4 separate regions of the Mus musculus genome follow, and all the other regions are linked to region 3. The links are chromatin loops, found by intact Hi-C in ENCODE. Cell type or tissue: heart. All regions are shown on one strand. Region 1 has its middle 14 kb from the start of Gm11415. Region 2 has its middle 26 kb from the start of 6030471H07Rik. Region 3 overlaps Ccdc171 (coiled-coil domain containing 171). Region 4 holds the start of Bnc2 (basonuclin 2).

Region 1 (5,000 bases), 110 kb after region 3:
AACTGGAGATTGGGTCCCCAGAGTTCATGTAAAAGCCAGATGCAGTAACCTGTATCTCTATCTCTATCTCTATCTCTATCTCTATCTCTATCTCTATCTCTATCTCTATCTCTATCTCTATCTCTATCTCTATCTCTATCTCTATCTCTATCTCTAATCCCAGATCTTCTGTGGTGGGAGAGGAGGCAGAGACAGGTTAATTTCCAGAATCTTGAGGGCCAGTTAGTCTAGTACATGCATCATGGATGAAATCCCATTTCAGACAAGGTGTAAGTCAAGGACCAATAGCCAAGCCTGTCTTCTACCTTTCACATGAGAACTGTAGCAAATGATAAGGTTCACATGCTCACTCATATTCTCTCTCTCTCTCTCTCTCTCTCTCTCTCTCTCTCTCTTACACACACACACACACACACATATACACACATGCTTCCTTCCTTCCTCCCTCCTTCCCTCCCTCCCTTCTTCCTTCCTTTCTTCCTTCCTTCCTTCCTTCTTCCCTTTCTCTCTCACACACATGCACATATACACACTCTCTCACACACTCTTTCTCTTCTTACCCTCTGTCTCACACTTACACCCACCCTTCCTTTCTTCCTTCCTTCCTTCCTTCCTTCCTTCCTTCCTTCCTTCCTTCCTTCCTTCTTTCCCCTCCCTCCCTATCCCCCCCTCTCAAACATACACTGTATAGGTGTGTATAGATGGGTAAGCTTTAGGGCACACAATTCAGTCTGCCTTAGTCTCTAGCTCTTTCCTTTGCAGTCTTTGAAGGGAACGTAAACAAAGGATAAATCAGGACAGTACGAGCCACTATTGATTCTAGCTTTGTTCCTAAAGTTTAATCTAAAAGTTCAAGAGCTACAACAAGTCAGATGGAGAATTCTCTTTGCTTAAGCTAGGGAGAGGAAGAGGAAGGATTTCCTCAGATATTTAATTCACTCGCACTTAGGACTCTGGGGTGCTGGGCCAAAAAAGGAGACTCTCAGGAGACAGGAGTTCTAGTCCATTCTTAGCCCCACAGTGGCATCTGCTTTGAGCAGTCCAGTAAACAGTAAACTGGGCTGGGTGTAAATGGGGTGCAGAGGAGCTGGAGTGTCTCTGTGGGTTCCAGATTAGAAGAAGAAGACAAAGGGAGGAGCTAAGACTTAAGCCCTTGTCAGGAGGTCAGTAACACAAGCTATCTGAGGCACCCCCTTCTCAGCTGAAGCATTCAAGCGAGCCTCTTAAGTGTATGGATTCCTCTTAGCTCTCAACCTTCCTAAAGCTGAGACCCTTACATACAGTTCCTCATGTTGTGGTAACCGCCCCCCCCTCCAACCATAAAATCACTTTGTTGTTACTTCATAACTGTAATTTTGGTACTGTTATGAATTATAGTGTAAATATCTGATATGCAACCCCTGAGGGGGTCGCAACCCACAAGTTGAGACCACTGCTTTAGGGGGTGCTTGCCACACACGATGTAGACCTAAAATAAGGATGGCTGTGGTGTGAGTTAAGAAATAGATATTGGCTGTTTCCCGCCAGCTCCATAAGTGAGAGGAGGAGCAACTTGCTGTCTCTGTGTCATCCCTCTTAGGTCCCTGTGTGGTTGTACATAATGAGGGGACTCACTTGGTGGCCCCTTAAACACCCCCAAGATGGATCTGGTAGCCAGAGTATCCAACCTGTGATTATTTTGGTTGAAACTTTCAGCCCCCCATCTCCAGTCTCAGGGAAGGGAAAGGGGCTTGAGACTGAGCTAATTCTCAGCAACCAGTGACTCCATCAATCCTGTTTAGGTGGAATCTGTAAAACCTGAGTTTTACTAATTAGCTAACTTCCAGGTTGCTGGACGTCTGGTCCTTACCTTGATTTTCTGAGGGTGGACCACCCAGAGGGGCATGTGAACTTGGTCACTTTGCACACTTCCTCCATTCCTGTATATCTTCATTCAGCTGCTCTGTGGCCATGTCATTCATAACAAAGTGGCAACAGGAAACACACCGTTTCTCATTCTGTGAGGGCTTTTACAAATCACCCAGCACAGAAGAGGGCTCGTGGGCACCCTGATTTATACATAACTGCTCAGAAGCAAGTGGAAGCGACCCTGGACTTGTGATTGACATCTGAGCTGAAGACAGTGAGTACGTGCGTATTCTGTCATCTGACACTCATCCAGGGAGTCGGTCTCAGAATTGACTTGACTTGTAGGATCCCCTGCTGGTTCGAGAGAGTTGGAGATTAGTTCTTGGTATGGAAATAAATCCAAAAATAGAACCGTGCACACTGGTGTCGATATTCTGAAGTGGAACTAGATTATATTAGTGGCAAGAGGATGGGGCTGCCGGATGCCTGGGAAACAATTGCGGAAGTGAGTTATTCCCAGGCAATGTCACACGGGGCTTCAGTGCTAAGACACAGAGCCAGAATCTGATGAAGTCCTCATAGTGAGTGCCAAAGTGCTATAAATGTGACAGGGAGAGAAAAATTCTCACAGTGACATTGAGGAACAATTTCTGGAAGACAGTCCTGGGAACAGAAAGGAAAGGCGCAACCTGAGGGGGCGTAGTGCTATGAACATCCTGCTTTAGATGTTTGCAGCATAATTCTCTTAGACATGAAGTTTTAATGATCCATATGAACTTATTAGTCATATTTTTGAAGTAGAATGACAGGAAATAAATGGGCTTCTCTGTTTTTAGGAGTGACAACAGAGACCTCTTACGTATCTTCTTCCAATAATGGAGAGGACTGTAAATACTTAGCAGAGGAGCAAAACATTCCATTTTATAGGAGTCACGGTCAGCCAGTACTTAACACCTGTTGAGTGCCAGGGCTGGTCAGGTACCAGGTACAGTGACAGAATGACAGGCCTCAGTGTGCAGGAGCTGACAGCTAATCCAGAGGCTGGACAAGCTGGGGGAACCAGCACAGAGAACAAATAACTCAGCTAAGACTCAGTGTTGCTGCTTTGGGGGTGGGAGGGAGAATTACATCTCCTGATTGCACGAAGGTTGTCTTTGCTCTTCTCAAGGACTGTTCTCCATCTCTCACATACGGACACCGTCACAACCCAGATCCTTGTCCTCCATGGACCAGTATTTATTCCTTTCCTGTGGGGCCTGAAGAGGTGAGAGGGGAAAGGACGCCCTTTCTCTGTCACACCATTGGTTCCATCTGGTGGCATCAGATCCATTTGGTTTCCACATGTTGGAAGTATTTTCCCGAAGGCCAAGGCAAACCTAGGACAACATTTGGTTCTAGCTCACTAGGGCTTTTCTCAGCTCTGGCATTACATCTTGGTGTTTCTTGTGTGGCTCCCACTCTTCATTTTGTTGCCATGGACACAACATCCATGCAACCGTGCTGTCCATTCTGTTCTGAGGGTTTTAGGACCTACTTCTTGATGTGGATGGTTCATAAGAGCAAGTCTACTCATGACTCTTCATTCCTTTTGCTGGGAGTGTGGTGGGCACATCCAACTGATGCATTAGTTTTCACTCTTGTGTGACATCTTTGATTGCTCAGTTCACCTTACAGATTCATTATCAAGCTGTCTTTTCTATTGTCTTATTGTGACATAAAGGATCCTCTCTGCTAATTGGTTTTCTTTGGGGTGATTGTTATTTAACTTTAAGGACTTTTTCTGTTGAAATTTTATTATAATAAAATGACACATGAATTTTATTTCAAAGTGTTCTTTAGGGATTGCTAGTCACTCTTCTATGACCATTATATAGTCTCTTTTCATGGGTACAATTTTGTCTCAAATGGTTGCAGAATATGATCATAATACTTTGGCTCGCTGAATAGTCCCCTAGTCCTTTATGGTCATTTATCTGTGATGGCTTAACATGGTTTTCCTTGTTCATTTTTGAGACATTCTCCAGTGTGCTCCGTCTCCCTGTTGTCTGACCACTGAGGATTGGTAGGACTAGGATACATGGGTGGAGGATGAGCCAGTAAGAGCAAGAGGGAGTCCTGGGATCTCTTAAGTCCTTAAATCATGTAGGGTTTAGTCCAGGAATGCAACCATGGTTTTTACAGTTGTGTCCTTGGATTTTCTCAGCTTGGCACCTCTGTTTCCGACAGTCTGAGCAATGGCTCCACCAGGCGGATCCAGTAGCACTTCCAACCTTAGATGCTCATGCAGTGTATGGTCATCCTTCAGGTACCTGTTTTTTTCTACCTGGGTTTCCTCTTTCTGACTCTCGCATTAGATTCCTAGTAATAAGCTCCATGGTTTATCTTGGCTGGATTGTGTTCTTCTTTAGCCTGTTCCAGAGCTGTGAAAGCTACCTCGTGCCTCTGTCTGCTCTCCTCCACTATCTCAGCCTCTGCAGTCAGGCCATCATTACTTATTCCTTGTGAAATCCCAAATTTCTCTCTAGCCTCCTGCCTTTCAAACTTTCTACACTCCGCTGTCAGATTAACATTTTCAAGACATATTTCTCTTAATGCCATTCTGACGAATGCTATCCTGCCTCCTGTAAATATTCTATTACCACTTTCTTGATGTGCTATTCAAACTCCAAACTTCCAGTAGAGACTAAGTGTGAAGTATGGCCACTAGGAAAGACAGACACAGCGAGGTTCAGACTCTGACACATCTAGAGGAAAGAGAATCCTGGGGTCTCGTGCCCTTATAAAACATACAGGTTTTAGTCCAGGAATACAGCCTCCCCACTGCATATATTCTATGACCACTTTCTTGATGTGATATTAAAACTCCAGACTTTCTCCATTTGCCTTCTATGAGCTCTGGGTATAATTTTGAGACAATATAAATGCTCTATGGCATTTTCCCTTCAGCCATAACATGATGCCCTCTTTGAGTGAAAGATACTTTGGCCAGGGAGCTATAGCCATTAATGAGCAGAATGTTACAGCCACAGCCAGCTCTGTGGTAATGGGAGGGAAGCTTCTGGCCTTTCATGGTGAAGAAAGGTTATAGGATTCTTTATCTGGGAGAGGATATTGGGGAGAAGCTAGAGGATATGAAAAAGGAACACTCAAAG
Region 2 (5,000 bases), 220 kb after region 3:
TGGATGGTGGAGTGCCAAGGCTTGGGAGGAGCTGGGCAGGACCCAGAGAGAGAGAGAAATGGTCTGTGAAGCCTGTATTTTCCAGAGCTCAGCAGTCAGGCTCTCAGCCTCATAGCTACTTATTTTATGTCCATCTAGTCACACCTCGGCTGAGCTCTCCAGTCTGCGTCAGAACCTCTGGGAGCCTGGAAGTAGCTGTGAACAGCAGTGACCTACCAGGTGGGTGGTGGGGAGGAATACCCATGCCAAGAGGACCAGAGGCAAAGCCAAGGCTCTGTTCCTCTAGAAGGTCAGGATGAGAGACACAGAGCACAGGCTCAGAGGGTGGTCATCTAGACCCATGACTGAGCAGTGAGCCTGTCTCACAAACATTCTGGGGAAGAATTCATCAGGCATTTTCTACACAATCCTGATCTAGTGTGCTCGTGTGGAGGATAATCTTTCTCTTTTGTACTTTGTATCTCTCTCTCTCTCTCCATATATATATATATATATATATATATATATATATATATATATACACATATACATGTGCGCTCACACACACACACACACACACACACAAACACACCCACATGAGGATTTTCCTATGTAGGCTGGCCTCAAACTCACCAACCTCCTGCCCCAGCCTTTTGAATGCTAGGATTTTAAACATGAGCACCCTCACCTGCCCTAACCTCATTGGGTTCTTTTCCAGAAAAGTGGTGTGGATTACAGTAACAGCTCAGAGAACCTCGCCGGTGAAGTCAGACACTTCAGAGCTGCCTCCTGAACATTTCCCTCCTTCAGTGCCAGGACAGGCAGCATCTAATAGGACAGACATCCCTTCCACCTCCCGAGCTTCCTTTTATCACCCTGCAGTGTTTCCATGGTTGGTGTTTTCCAAGGCATTCCCGAATCCATGTACTTTCTCCCTTTTCAACACGGGTGATTCATTAAATGTCAAACCAAACGTGGCCTTGTTCAAATACTTTTGTCGGAGTTTTCCTTTAAAAACACATCCAGAAATCAGAACACAAATCCTGTGTCAGTCTCTAAGACAGTCATGCAAGCAGTTGTAACTGCAGCTGTATGTCTGCAGCAGGTGCAGCAGAGATGCTTAAAAGGTGATTTATGTAAGCTACCTGGGACCTTCAGGGAAGTCAAAGCTGGGCGGCTGCTTCCTGGCGACCCCTCCTGGCTGTGCACCCTGGCGGTTCCCAGCTGACTAGGGATGTGGCTACAGCAGTTTCCCAGTGATGAGTGGCTACCAAATTGTCACAAACACACAGTCCCCTTGTGGTGAGTGTTTCATTGTCATAGGACCTGGCTTAGTCCCCCAGCTGTCCTGGGTGCATAGTCATTGTCAGGATAGAGTTCTTCAGAGAATCCCTGCTCTGCCCTGAACAGTAGCAGCTTGTACACAATGAAGCCATCTCCCAGGGAGCAGCAGATGGACAGATTTCAGCCCAGACTACCCTGAGAATGTGGTACACACCACAGAACAGGCCTTCTTTGGCAGGGAGATCGGTTTCCCTTCCTGGGAAACCAGCAGCCCTCAGACCCCTTGCTACCCTGGCCTCTGTCATGGGAAGCCATCAAAGCTTACAGACAGGCTTTGGAGAAGGATGGAACTGGATATAGATTTTGGCTCTTCCATTTACCAGCAATCTTACCTAATCCATGAGCCTGCAAACCTCAACTTCCTTATCTCTAAGTGCAGAGAATTGTGGTGGCTACCTGTATTAGCCAGGGTAAGCAATACCAGCAAGCACCAGCAAACCTAAGTCTCATTGTCTCATGGTGAGGAAGGCGTATTTCTCTTTCACACAGAGTTAATGAAGGGGATTTGATCAACAGCTCTCCTGGGGTAGTCCTGCACAAGGAGCAATTTCTCCTAGTGTGTATACTTGCCACCTTCTGGAGACCTGGGGTCTATATTTTCTGCCTTAAATGTGGGCTGGGGGTGGAGAGGGACTTTGAAAACCAATCCAGAATAGTAGCTGTCAGTCCCTCTGCTCGCAAGATGTGAAGAACTCTAAGTGAATGATGAAAAATTGTCCCCAAATATTTTGGCAACCTAAAATTGGCCCCAACGGGAGTATTTACACCACAGACATTGGCAGTTGTACTGTGAGAGGCAGGGGAAAGAAGACCGTGCTTCATTTCTGACCCACAGAAGTCATCAGTGGAAGCTGTGGAAGTACAGCGACTCTTCTGGGATTCCGAGTCAGCCCTGGCAGCCTTAGAGGCTGGGAAGTCACAGTAAGCCCCCTTGTCCCTGGTGGGAGACAGGGAGTCTCACATCCTGGACACCACAGTGACATCGTCCGCGGAAATCAGAGGCACTCTCCTCTGGCTCTCCCTAATCTTCCTTAAGCTCGCCTGCACTTTTGAAATTCTTCCCAGCTGTACTTGGGTCCAGAATGGAGGGCTTTGTGGAGCTGTGAGAACTTGACTCTAAGAGACTCTCCCTCACAGGAGTCCCATGTAGAGGAGCTGGCTGGCGCCTGACGCCATTAATCCTCTCACACAGCACGCACCCACCCACCTACATGCCCAGTTTCCTAATATTTACACATCTGACTCTTGCCATTTCCTTTTCTGGGGCCTCTGGGAACTGTTAACAGGGTTTTCCTGAAATGTGGAATTTGCAGGGAAAGGTAGATGGGCCCAGAGTGGCCCAGGCCCAAGTGGTATTTGGGAGGATGTGACAGAATTTGCTACTGGAACCTCTGGTTTTCATACCCACAGCAGTTATTTGTCACTTCTCCCTTTCTTAGAACCAGAACAAAGGCTCTGCTGCTCCAGCCTAGATCCCTGTGCATTACAGGAGTGGGCTGGCAGCGGGCAGAGTTCACCTCGCTCGTCATCCCAGTGGAGGAAGGGCACGGTTCAGTGAATCTTTGTTTGTTTTTACAAACTTGGTGGGACCACCTCCACACCACCACCATCACCACCACCACCACCCAATTTGCAATCAGAACCTTCCCCAGATTCTGGAACGTAGCCCCACTCGGCCACAAGTTCTAAACAGCAGTGGCTGAATGGTGCAGTCTGAAATGATGTCAACGGCTTGTGCAGGAGCCAAGGAAAATATGTGGAGGCCCTCGGCGGCTTCATCCCCACGCTTGTAGCAATGCAGCTGTGAGCCTTAAGTTTTCCTTCTGAAGAGACCACAGTGCATCTGGAAGGATTCAGAGCCAGCTCTGCCTGTCACACCTCTGGATGTCCTCCCCTGCCCTCCACCCTCCTTGAAGAACCAATTTTTAAAAGCAGGTCCAAAAGAGACATGGACCACGAAATGTAGCTAGAACCAGTGGTATTCATCAAGTATTTGAGTAAGAGCTTAGCTCCCATGGTGGTAGGCATGGGGAGGGAAGAACAGACAGACCAAAATGCTAGGGGTGTCAGAGAGGGAATTCCATAGCCACAGGGCTCTGGGACCAGAGGGCTTCTACCACTTAAGCCCGCAGGCTCTTGTCTTCTGACTCACAGAGGTGACTCCATTCCACTTTGTGCCTTCAAGGAGCCAGGGCTTGAGTTGCCAACAATCATCCTTCCAAAACTCCACTTGATCCCATCCATGGGAATGCAGTCAGAGGGAGAGAGAGCCTCCCATCACTCCTGCCCATGGCTGCAGAGCTCAGGGATCCCACGGATCCAGTTCATCCCACGGCAGGCTCTGTGATGGTGTGGCCATGTCCGTGGTCAGGAACTCTGCTTTAGAACCGGAAGTGCACAGATAAAGCCCCAGGGGGAGTCTTAAGCACCCCTGTACTGCAATTTATGGGTCAAATGACAAGTCGGTGGAAGGAGTATTATTTTTCTGAGTCTAGCAGAGGAGCCTGGAGAGGGAGCAGCTAAGCATAGCCGCCCCTTAGCCAGCACTGCCGCCTCCTCCTCATCTTCCTCCTCCTTCTGTTTTTCCTTCCTAAAGCCTTTTCTCCCTTGACCCTCTTGAAACTCTTCCAGCCAAGTGAATCTGGGGAAGGAAGGGTCTGTGCATCCTGACAACACGGTGGGACACAGGGCCTCTCCTCCTCCACATTGACCTCTGGGCTGGGCTGGGTGCAACCGGCCATTACTGACACTTGGCTTTCATTTTATGATTGTGTTTATAGAGAAAACATACTTTAGAAAAAGAACTCTCCCATGGCCGCCAGCCATACCACTTTGTGGATTGCAGGAGCCAAGTAAGGCGGGGTCTGCTTGCTAGGGATAGCAGAGCCCACCCAAGGGGACCTGGATGCTCTGAAAAAGTGAACTGCTGACTTCCAACCCCCGACTTCCCTCGTAGGAATCACCTTGTGACGAGATGAGATATCAGGTAAGCAGAGAAGAGGTGAAACTGCACCAAAGTCCCAAAACAGTGCACATTTGTGTCCCTTCTCCTTCATGGCGAATAAAAACAAAATACTCTCCTAGCCTGCAGCTTCAAGGCATGCAACCAAGAGATGCTCCTCAGATTCTGTGAGCATACTTATCACTGTGCTTCTAGGCACTGTGTTGATGCTTTGTGGTTCCCCCGCCACACACACAATTCTTAAAGCAAGCAAGTAAGAAAAGTTCCATCTTTAAGGTTTGGTTCAGAGAAGCAACTTGCCCAAGGTCACAAAATAGAGGCAATGCTTGAGGCTGCTGAACTTCAAAGTGAGTGAAAGATCTTTGCAAGAAAACAAGAAAACCCAATACCTTCTATCCCTTGTCCTTTTTTTTGAGGGTGTGTTTGTTTCAAAGGACCAAACACTAGTGCTAGGTTCTCAGGTGTCCCGAGGATTTAGTGAGGCTTTTTCCTCTCCTCAGTCATTAACCTCTGTGACTCTGTAAAGAACCCCTGATGTGACTGAGCAAAAGCTGTGTACAGTGTACAGAACAGTAGTAGTCCTTTGGCAGAAGGTCTTTCAAATGCTCCTTCTGGAATTGTTGAAATATCAGTCAGGGGTGGAGCTGGCTTCCAGCACAGAATGCGGCCTCCCAGGAGTGGCCTTCCCACCCAGCTAACTACATCTTTCAGTCTC
Region 3 (5,000 bases):
TCTAAAAACTTTCTATAGCCATTTGAAGAACATTTTTAGAGACCTTTCCAAGTTTCAGTATAGTTTAAAAGTGGGGGAATCTTCCAGAATTGTAGGGGAGCTACTTGCGATGCAGTGTCTGTGATTTGTCCCGGGCCACTGTATCTCGGTGGCACCGGAAACTTTCAACTTTTAACGAATTATAAGTATTTCACGTGCAAGTCAAGCGAAGCACGCTAGCAGAGTGCTTGCACAGCGTCAGGATTAGTGGGGCCGAGGCTCTAAAGGACAAACTGCCTGCGGGCCTGAAAGTGCTCAAGTTTCAAACACTCAAAGGCTTTATTAGCGAATGTGGGATGTGGCCCTCTGCTCACTGTATGCCAGGCCTCCTGGGGGCAGGCTGGTACTCAGTGCCCCTTGAGTTAAAGATGTCCCTGTGCTGGCACTGTCGTGAGTTGCACCTACATGGAACTGTCCCCCCTCCATGCCCACATTAGCAATCTGCTTTTGTACTTTGACATCCAGGAATCCCCTAGTGCATTTTGTCACAGAAAAAAGAGAATCATCAATACCACAGTTAAACCTGACTTTCAAAGCTAATAGTATCTCATTTGGGGGCTCAAATTTAATAAATTTTCTTTGATTCTGGGTGAGTTTTTAAACATCAAACAATGAATTGGCCAGGGTGCAGTAAAATATTTAGATCTATTGACTATGGTTCAGAAGGGTAGAAGGCAAAACACCAGTGGTTTGATGTTGATAAATTCTCAGTACCTTAATCCACATTAATGTTTTCTTTTATCTGAGCGATCACTGGTGACAGAAAAGGAAGGAGGAAGGTACACATACCCAAGAAAGTTACAGCTGGAAGCAGTGCTACTTGTAAAATATAGTTTACTTTGTGCAGTTGAGTTTTCATCCCAACAGAAGACTGGAAACTACTGTTAGAAATACAGCACACACCATGAATGAGATCTGCAGGGAGCACGAAGTGCCCACGCTTCTGTGAGACATTCCCGGCCATGTTTGCTGCACTTCCTCTCACGGTCACTGCCTAATAGGAAAACTCAGGACTAGCCTGCGAAGACAGGGACTTGTACTTACACCCATATATCAGCACGAACAATTTAAGATGTCTTTGTTTATGGGTGTTTGCTGGCTTAAGAAAAAAACCCTACAGTATATGACAATCCGTGAGATGTCTGTGTTTTACATCTAACTGATTTTGTATAGTAGTAAATATTTCCAATAGTTTTACAGGTTGCCCAAGTAGAATAGAAAAAGAGACAGTTTATTTATTTCGCTGACTAACTGAATGATTGACTGATTGATTGATCAACTGATTGAGCCAGGGTCTAGCTGTATAGTCCAGGTTGATCTTCAACTTGCTGTGTATCCCAGGCTGGCCTGGCACCTGTGACTTCATGCCTCAGCATGCGTGTGCTGGGATTACAGGGCTGAGTTACAGTGTTAGAGCTGGGATGTTCCATAGAACAAGACATATAAGTGGATTCATTTGACGGTTAGTCTTATTTTATATACTCAACACCATTCTTGATGTGTGCTTCTGTGCTTCTTCATAAAAACTCTGTCATGTGGCTGTTAGATTCTGTGTGTATGTGTGTGTATGATCTTTGTATGTTTGTGTGTGTGAAAGAGATCTCTGTGTGTTTGCATGTGCACATGTGTTTGCACAGGGGCCTAGAAGCCAGAGGGTGAAATTAGCATCTTCTTTTGCCCCCCCCCCAAAAAAAAAACCCCTGCACTTTCTGGGTTGGAATCTCTCACTGAACTCAGAGCTCTGGATTGGTTGAACTGAGTGGCCAGAGACTCCCAGGACTCCACCGTTCCCACCTCCAGCATGTGCCTAGTTTTGGAACAGGTGCTGGGGACCTAAACTCAGGCTCTTATGCTTGCATGGTTAGCTCTTTAATCACTGAGCCAAATCCCAAAACGGTGTAAGGTAGTTTTATAGTATTTGTTAAATATATGATAGCAAAAAAAAAAAAAAAAAAAAAAAAAAAAAAAGATTTAAAAACCTACCGAAACCCACGAAATGTTAGAAAATGTTTCTGTATAAAAATGGAGAGGAGCCTGGGGAAAAGAAGGTCCAGTGACAGGCCCAAAGTGGGATCCAGCTCAAGGGGAGGTCCCAAGGCCTGACACTATTACTGAGGCTATGGAGAGCTCACAAAAATAGATCTATCATGACTGGCCTCTGAAACACCCAACAAGCAGCTGAAAGAGAAATAGAGAAGCAGCTGACCCCTGTTGTTGAATTAGGGAGGACTTAAAGAATTTGAGGAGAAGGGCGATCCTGTAGGAAGACCAGCAGTCTTGATTAATCTGGAACCGATATGAGGCCCCCAACACACACACAGTAGAGGCCTGCCAGGTCTGTGTTCATTCAGAGATGAGGCACCTAACCCTCAAGAGACTGGAGGCCCCAGGGAGTTTAGAGGTTAGATGGGGTGGGGGTGGGGGCATCCATGTGGAGACAGGGTGTGGTGGGGAGGAGGTGTGGGATGTGGAACAGTTGGAAAGTGGGCGGGGAGGGGCGGGGAATGGAATATGGAGTGTAAAAAAAAGAATTACAAATAAAATTATATTAAAAAAAAAGTAAACTCTTCTTACTCAGCTGACTGATGAAAAGCGAGAACTTTATCTCAAATGCAAACCTGAGTACAGAATTCCTAAGACTAAGTGCTGGAGTTTCTTTGTATTTGCTGTGCGTGTGCTGATTTGTCCAGAAGGTGGCAGTGTGATATCAACTGCCCACAGGAGCTTGGAATTAGAACTCCGTCTGTACAAGCTTGTGTCCTTACCTTTCTGAATACTTAAACTCTAGTACAAATGCTACTGATTTTATTTCCGTTATCTTATTTAGAGGTTTTGTGACCAAGCCGGTTTCCATGAGTTTATTGCTCAGGCTTAAGTTTAATTAAGTCCTACAGTTTTGGAACACCGAGCAGGCCGAGCAAACCCTGTACTTGTGTATTTTGAAGTCCCCTTTTGTGTTGAGTGTATTTGTTCTTATTCCAGAGTCTGTGCTAGTGAAGTTTCTTTTCAAAACCCAGTCCCTAGTAACTATCATGTACAACATGCATGATCTAATGTCAGTTAAACACGCTTTTAAGAGAGTGATAATAGGGGATTGCAGCTTGCTTTTGATTTTGTGTCCCCCCCCACCCCCCCCATTTTCCGAGTGGAGCTGTGAAGGAATAATTCAAAGCGCCTTGATCAGAAGGCTTCTGTGCCTCGTCTCCCCTCTTCATTTCAAGCAGGAGGATGCTTTTTCTTCTTAACATTCTCCCCCAGCACTCTGAATTAGAGATTTATTTGCAACGAAAAATCAATTAGTCCTAAATTTATTCATGGATTTCAGGTCCAGCGATCAATGCAAGTCCACTCAGTGGGCTCAAGGGGACCCAGTTCATCCCAGTTAATGTGTCTGAAGGGGAATTACCATTGATGCTGTTTTTTTTCCCCCCTTTAGGTCAGAGATCAGATCTCACTGTCACGGACTGCAGCAACTAGGAATGACTTCACCCTGCAGCTACCCAAACTGCACCTGGAGACCTTTGCAATGGAGGGGCTCCAGGGTGGGCCAGAGGTGGTGGCATGCCAGGTTAGAGCCTAAATAACATTGCTTGCCACTGAAATGTGTAGAAAAATAAATTGTACTAACTGGGAGAGAATGGAAGCCTTGGAGTATTGTGAATAATTTAGATGAGATGCAAATAAATGCTTTCTATCACGTAGCATAAAAACACGTTTCTTCAAAGCCAGGACTAGCCAATTAAAATAATGCAGAAAAGCATTTTACAAAGAAAAGTATGTGTTTATGTCAAAGTCCAATATTAAAAGACCCACTTTCCTCTCAGTGGAAGCTGGTAAGACATTAGGCTGTTATCTTTTCAAGCCAAATCTATCTGTTGTGTTTGTTGTTTTAAAATAAGTCCCTTTACATATAGAGTTTTAAAGGAGATATCTGAAAAATTTTCACGTTAATTCCAAAAAAATCCACATTTTAATTTTAGAAAAACCTAAAGTCCAACTGTATTTTGTATTAAAGAGTCCTTTTACCTTTTAATACTTAAGTTTCATAGAGCATTGTACTACAGTGTGTAAACAGGGCCATTTCATTTTAAAGCTCAAAACATCAACTTATGAAACCTTGAATAACTTTAAGAGTAATTCAGGAAGTTATTTTCAGAAGGATTCATTTTCAAATGTTGTAGCTATCCTGTTCTAGCACGACTGCATTCTGTGATCATATTTTCTTAAAGTTCATATTACATTGTAAATTGGAAAATACAAAATTCAGCAAATACTTTATCTTTCTCTTAGTGCCCAAAGCCTCCATTTAAAAAAATCATCAGCACTATGGAATTACAGAAAGCCTGATTTCATAAAAGACTGTCCTCATTTAACAGTTCTCTCGATCGCCCAATATATTCAAAAGGAAATGTTTTTTTAAAAACTCGCTTTTAATATTTAATAGCTTAAAATAATCTTTTTCTTTCTTTAGTTTATGACCATGTGGAATCTTAATTTTGTATAAAATAAGTGTTAGTTCATGATCTGTATTAACTTTTCAATATTCTACACCCTAATTTATCCTGTTATTAGAGCCTCTGTTATGCTCTGCAAAAAATGTTTATAACTTTTTAAAAAAAATCTAGAATATATTTATATAACTAGGCATCAAACATTTTTATTTTCTTTTATAGGCTTTACCGTTATTTACACGATTAAATGTGTTTTAAATTTGATTATCAGTATTCATCAATTTATTACAGATATGAATACAATATGATTTGAGATTTTTCGAATAAGTGTAAAAGAATCCTTTATTTGGTGTCCTAGATTTGTTCTTCCAAGGGTTGCCTCTTATCAAAATTCACGAATAAAGATTTTCCCCAAACTAGATTTTGTTGGTTTAGAAGGAAACTTAGAATACTAATAATAGTAATAGTAATACTTTGGGGGATGAAAACATGAATTCTCTGTGGTTGTGA
Region 4 (5,000 bases), 880 kb after region 3:
GACAAATGGACTCAGCCACCGCTCAGTGATTAGTATATGGGAATAGATCTGTAGACAAATAGTAATACTAGCCAGGGGAAGAAAAGGCGTGCAACTGGCTTTAATAATGTTCTGTAAAATGCCGTTACAAGAAACTCTCCAGCTCTAAGGAGATATATTTCATACTTTGTTTTGATCCCTCCATTAACACAGGATCCAACAACTACAAATGTTCACGAAGTACATAAAAATTAATAAAACAGGCCACTTTCTGCCACTTTAATCCTGGATACACAGGATTATTTTATGATGTCTTTTGTACATCAGTTTTACAACAGCTTGACTCTAGGGTAAATGGGAAGCATCATAAATCGCACGCTGCTTTCAAAACCTCTTTAATTTCTGTCAGCATTACTGTAACCGCAGTCCTGGGTGCATTTTGTATGTGTGTATGTCTGCATTTGACAGTACCATCTCCTACATTCCAGTTGTGACTTTGATCTCTGAAACAAGAGATGTCACATCAGGGGGAAGGGAAGAGGAAAAAAAAATGTCAACCTGCTATCACCCCGTTTCTTATACATCCCATGTACATAGGGCCCACTTTGTATCAGAGCCCCCAAGTGGGGCTAACAACAGCGACACTGGGTGGTAGGGAACTCCAAGAAAAAAAGAGTGGTCAAGCCCCATTTCTAACAAATGACTTCCCGAAAGCAGACAGTGAGGCTCATCACTGGGTGAACTAATTGCCTGCTTCCTCGCTGCAGAGAAGCCGTCCCTTCCAGGGACTGGGCTGGAGTCCCCCTGCGCTGTGCCATCCCTTTTCCACCACCACTTGGCACTTACAAGTTTTGTTTTGTTTTAATCTTCGCCTCATCCCACGGGAGATTCCGTCTAGTTTTGTCCTGAGCTCCACCACTACTGTATATATATATATATGTTTTTAAATTCTGCCCCCCTTTCAGGTCTCAAATCCCACCGTCCAGTCGGCGTGTAAGCGCAGTGGGCCGGCTGCTTCAGAACCGCACTTCGGGAAAGCACACACGTGTCTGTCTAGCGGGATTTGACTGGCCGCGTCCGCGTCCTCCGCAGCCGCGCGGGCATCGCTGCGGTCCCCACGCGGGCCGCGGGCCGCGCCCCGGCACCCATGCCCAGCCGCCGCTCAGGGCTCTCAACAGGCCGGCAAGTTGGGAAAGTTGCCGCGGGTCCCGGCAGCCCCGTGCATCCCGGGTCCCCGTGTCCCGCGCCCTCCCCGAGGGCTCCCCGGTCCCCAGAGTCCCCGACTGGCCGCCGCTCACCTAAGGCGCGGGGAGCCCTCGCTCCCGTCCGCCTGCCCGCCCGCTCGCCCTCCCGCAGCCGCCTCGAGAACTTGGGGCCAAGTTGGGGGAGTGGGGGGTGGATTTCGGGAGCGCCGCCGGCTGCCCGCCTCCTCACGCCGCGGCGCTAGAGGAGAACGCGGCCCGCCGCGGCCCCGGGGCGTCCCGCCCGGGTCTGTCCCTACCAAGTGCAGACGCAAGCGGAGAGGAGGTGGAAACTTCTTACCATCTCGGCATGCTGGTTGTCAAGTGCAGCCCCCGCCTCTTGGTCTCCTCTTAGCGGCCGCGCCTGGACCAGCCCCTCGGCCGCCTCAGCTCGCCGCTCGGCCTGCTCCCTCCCCCGCCCGGCCGCTCCGGGCCGCGCTCGCCGCCCGCGCCACTCCCCACCCGCCCGCGCGCGCCCTCGCCGCGGCCCCTCGGCGCTCAGGTGACTGATTTACACCCGCGCCCAGGGTCGCGCTCGCTCCCTCGAGCCGGCGCTCCGAGTTGTCCCGCTCCTCCCCGGGCAGAGGGAGAAAAGAAAAAAAGGGAACGGACTGTCCGGGAGGGGGGCTGCTGGCGAGGCGGGGTGCGCGCGGCGGCGCGGGGGGGACCGGTGGCCGCGCCGGCACAAGTTTCTGCTCCCGGCGCAACTGTCCGGACTAGGGTGTTCGCCGCCTGTTTTGTTGTTGTCCTCAAGCTTTTCTAGGGGCTTCGGGGAGGATGTCTAGCCCTCCCCCACCCCCACCTCGCTAGACACACACCCCCTCTTCCGTGGATGGAAAAACAACTTTGGCGCCCCCCGGGGGGTGCGGGCGTGGAAGTGGAGGTGGCGGCCAGCGCCCAGCTGTCAACAAGGGGGAAAAATGCGAGGAGCCGGGAGGGGAGAGGGAAGGCTGCGAGCCGCCGCCGAGCACCGGGCGCGAACTTTATTCCGACTGCGGCGCAGCGCCTCCGCTCCGGGCTTCTCCCACTCTCGGTCTGCTCGGCCCGGCTCTGGTCTGCCTTGGGCGGCGCCGGAGTGAAGGCAGGGGAAGCCCGGGGACCGTGACGCGCCCGGGGACCCGGGGCAGAAAGTTGCGCACAGCTAGGGGCGAAAAGTTTCTGGGAGCGGCGGCTTTGGTGCCGGCCCAGACGGCGGCTTGCGGCCAGGGCTTCCTTCCCCTTCTAGGTCTGGGCCTGGAGCTGCAGCTGGCGGGGGAGAGGAAGGAGACTGCCACCCTAGCGGGCGCCCGCGACGGACACCAGTCACACGTGTGGGGTGACACTCAGACGACCCGAGTTGCCCTGCTTTAAGACACGGGTTGCCGGCGGCAGGCTCGGCACGCAGCCGCCAGCGGTTGAAGGACACTTCTTAAATGGAAGCAAAACACAGTCGGGCTGCAAGATTCGGGGGGGAGGGGGGAGACTTAATCATCCTCATCTTTCTAATGTACACCGTGTGCCAAAACCGTCTCCGCCTCGTGCAGATTTATCATCGCTAGAGCAAACTTTTTGCTTATCTGTCTCGGGAGGAAAGCACAGGTTTCTAGCACACTCTTGAGCTCTAAGAAATCAGAGAATCCTGCGGAAGATTTGGTTGGCTGAAAACAGGTTTGATTACTGTTTCTTCCTGAAAAGAGTAACTCGTCCCTCCTTCCATTCTCTCTTTCCCCAAGCAGAGGGAGAAGCCTCATAATTTCATTCAGAGGTCAGAATTAAATTCCTCCGAAAATATGTAGACTTGGAATTTAGGACACACTCACACACATACACACACCGTCATAAGTTTAATGTATATTCACAATGGTTAAGCTTAATTTTTTTTTCAGGATCCATGGCTGACTAGATCCCAAGTAGCAACAGCTGGCCTGAGAATGTGAGTTAGCTTATCCACGTGGATCCAGCCTTTTTTTTTTTTTCTTTTTTTTTTAAACATTAGGGCCACCAGCACCTGCAGTTCCTTGTACTAGTTGGGTTCAAATTCCTGACTCCTCCTAGGCCCATGCAAAGCAGATTGGTAGTCACTTCAGAATCTGTCGATTCTATGCAGGAAACACTATAGACTTTAGGCACATGTTTATCTCTTAAATTTTCTAATGAGTGACAGTTGCTGTGGGACAAATTACGGGTTAGGTATCTAACCGTTATCCAATATGTTTAAATGCATGTTATCAAAGTAGGCTCATCGTCAAATGATTTGATTAAGGTGTGGAGCATATTCTCTTGTTCTCTAAGCAGAACTATGACGTCATTCTGTAGCAACTGATTACCCGAGAGATAATGGTGACCAAATGTTCATTCTGAGGTCCTAGGAGCCTCACAAGCAGCTTCCAGAAAGAAGCCAAGTTTCAGTGTGTTTCCCTGCATCACGAAAAGATTGGGAAAAGCTAGCAGCTAATTTCAGAGTCATTACCCACACAAACCCATTCATACACTTAACTGCTTTTAAGTGACAGTCCAGCAAGTTGCCAAACAGTTGTATCCACACAGTGTGTTTCTGGCTGCACACCTACATGTGCCACGCTACTTTTTTTTTCTACATCAAGCAACCTGTAATTTACATTCCTCTGATTGGTTCCAGAACTGACTGTTCTTGATGTTAGCATGCAGTCACTCTACCTGAGGTCAGATGTATCTAGCGAAGTCCCCCTGCCTTTCTAAACAGTCATTACAAAGATGGAGTCTGGGCTGGACTGAAGAGCAGCCTTTAAGAAGGTGGCAGAATTGGCAGAAGCCATAGTCTTGTCTCCAGTGACTTTGACAACTGGCTCAAGATCTTACTTAGGTCAGTGGTCCTCAACCTGTGGGTCTTGAACCCTATGGACTACCAGAAAACACAGATATTTACATTACAATTCATAATGGTAGCAAAATTACAAGTATGAAGTAGCAACAAAAATAAATTTGTAGTTGGGGGTCACCACACCACCAGGCACTGTGTTAGAGGGCTGAAGCATTAGGAAGGAGGAGGGCCAGAGCCTTGGGTCCTCTGTGTCCTGCAATATCCTAATGCTTTGCAGCTACCTGACTCAGTGCCCCATCCAGCTGTTCAATCTTCTGTTGGACTCCACTCTCTTTGGCTCTAATTTGCTCATCTGCTTTCTAGGCTTAGACCTTGGTGGCTCTTCTCTTTGCTTAAACTCTTACCCTGTCCAGAGTCCCTTTCTTCCCACTTTCACCTTATCTCCAACTTTACTCCTGAAGAGTCAAAGAAGATAGCTCTTCGTTTACTCTGCAAAATCCTCCTTGCCCCATCCGTTCTACCTCTCCTTTTGTCTTTTGTGTGCTTGTCTTCGTGTAAGCTGTGTTTTGTTTTTGCTTATATGCTTACTACTTTTCAGCTAAAGAATAAGCTTAGTCAGGGCAAAGGATGGGTCTAGGAATGTCAGAAGCATTATCACCATTGTGTCAAAGTGCTATAGGAATACGGCAAAACAGTCCATTCTTTGAAAGGAGACAGGAGACACTATTGTACCCAGGTATCCGCTGGGTGCGTACTGGGGACATCCAACAGTCCCCAAGGCCCTCCTAGAAGGGCCATGAGGACAAAACTATTTTTTGTTTGTTTGTTTGTTTGTTTTTTGTTATTTTAAGACAGGGTTTCTCTGTGTAGCCCTGGCTGTCCTGGAACTCACTTTGTAGACCAGGCTGGCCTTGAACTCAGAAATCTGCCTGCCTCTGCCTCCCGAGTGCTGGGATCAAAGGCGTGCGCCACTATGCCCGGCGACAAAACTATTTTTTATT

What was found. Hi-C counts contacts between places; a loop is a spot of excess contacts. Peaks named below come from ENCODE experiments on the same cell type or tissue, not always from the same donor. Only the 100,000 strongest peaks of a DNase experiment are listed, where the experiment ranks them.
Region 1: a loop joins it to region 3, with 2.5 times the contacts of the local background. A loop is called at or near these places in 7 of 42 quality-filtered maps.
Region 2: it touches region 3 in a loop (2.1-fold over the local background); 3 of 42 quality-filtered maps call a loop at or near these places.
Region 4: a loop joins it to region 3, with 3 times the contacts of the local background. A loop is called at or near these places in 4 of 42 quality-filtered maps.

The regions. Positions count from the first base shown.
Region 1 is chr4:83,899,914-83,904,913 of GRCm38, forward strand. No RefSeq gene overlaps it. Among named protein-coding and RNA genes, the nearest start is that of Gm11415, 14 kb to the left of the region's middle. In heart, no CTCF peak of the experiment used is centred here; a DNase peak (open chromatin) is centred at 2,358; H3K4me3 peaks cover 563 bases; H3K27ac peaks cover 278 bases.
Region 2 is chr4:84,015,913-84,020,912 of GRCm38, forward strand. No RefSeq gene overlaps it. Among named protein-coding and RNA genes, the nearest start is that of 6030471H07Rik, 26 kb to the right of the region's middle. In heart, no CTCF peak of the experiment used is centred here; DNase peaks (open chromatin) are centred at 79, 2,349 and 3,079; H3K27ac peaks cover 998 bases.
Region 3 is chr4:83,791,725-83,796,724 of GRCm38, forward strand. Ccdc171 (coiled-coil domain containing 171) reads left to right here. Exons shown (of 26, transcript NM_001355378.1): 24 at 3,476-3,607. Among named protein-coding and RNA genes, the nearest start is that of Gm42309, 48 kb to the right of the region's middle. In heart, a CTCF peak has its summit at 2,730 (motif pointing right); no DNase peak of the experiment used is centred here.
Region 4 is chr4:84,673,454-84,678,453 of GRCm38, forward strand. It overlaps Bnc2 (basonuclin 2), which reads right to left and starts at 1,950. Exons shown (of 7, transcript NM_001369083.1): 1 at 1,522-1,950. The coding sequence starts at 1,524. In heart, a CTCF peak has its summit at 2,473; DNase peaks (open chromatin) are centred at 1,648 and 2,308; H3K4me3 peaks cover 2,743 bases; H3K27ac peaks cover 1,965 bases; H3K27me3 peaks cover 3,549 bases.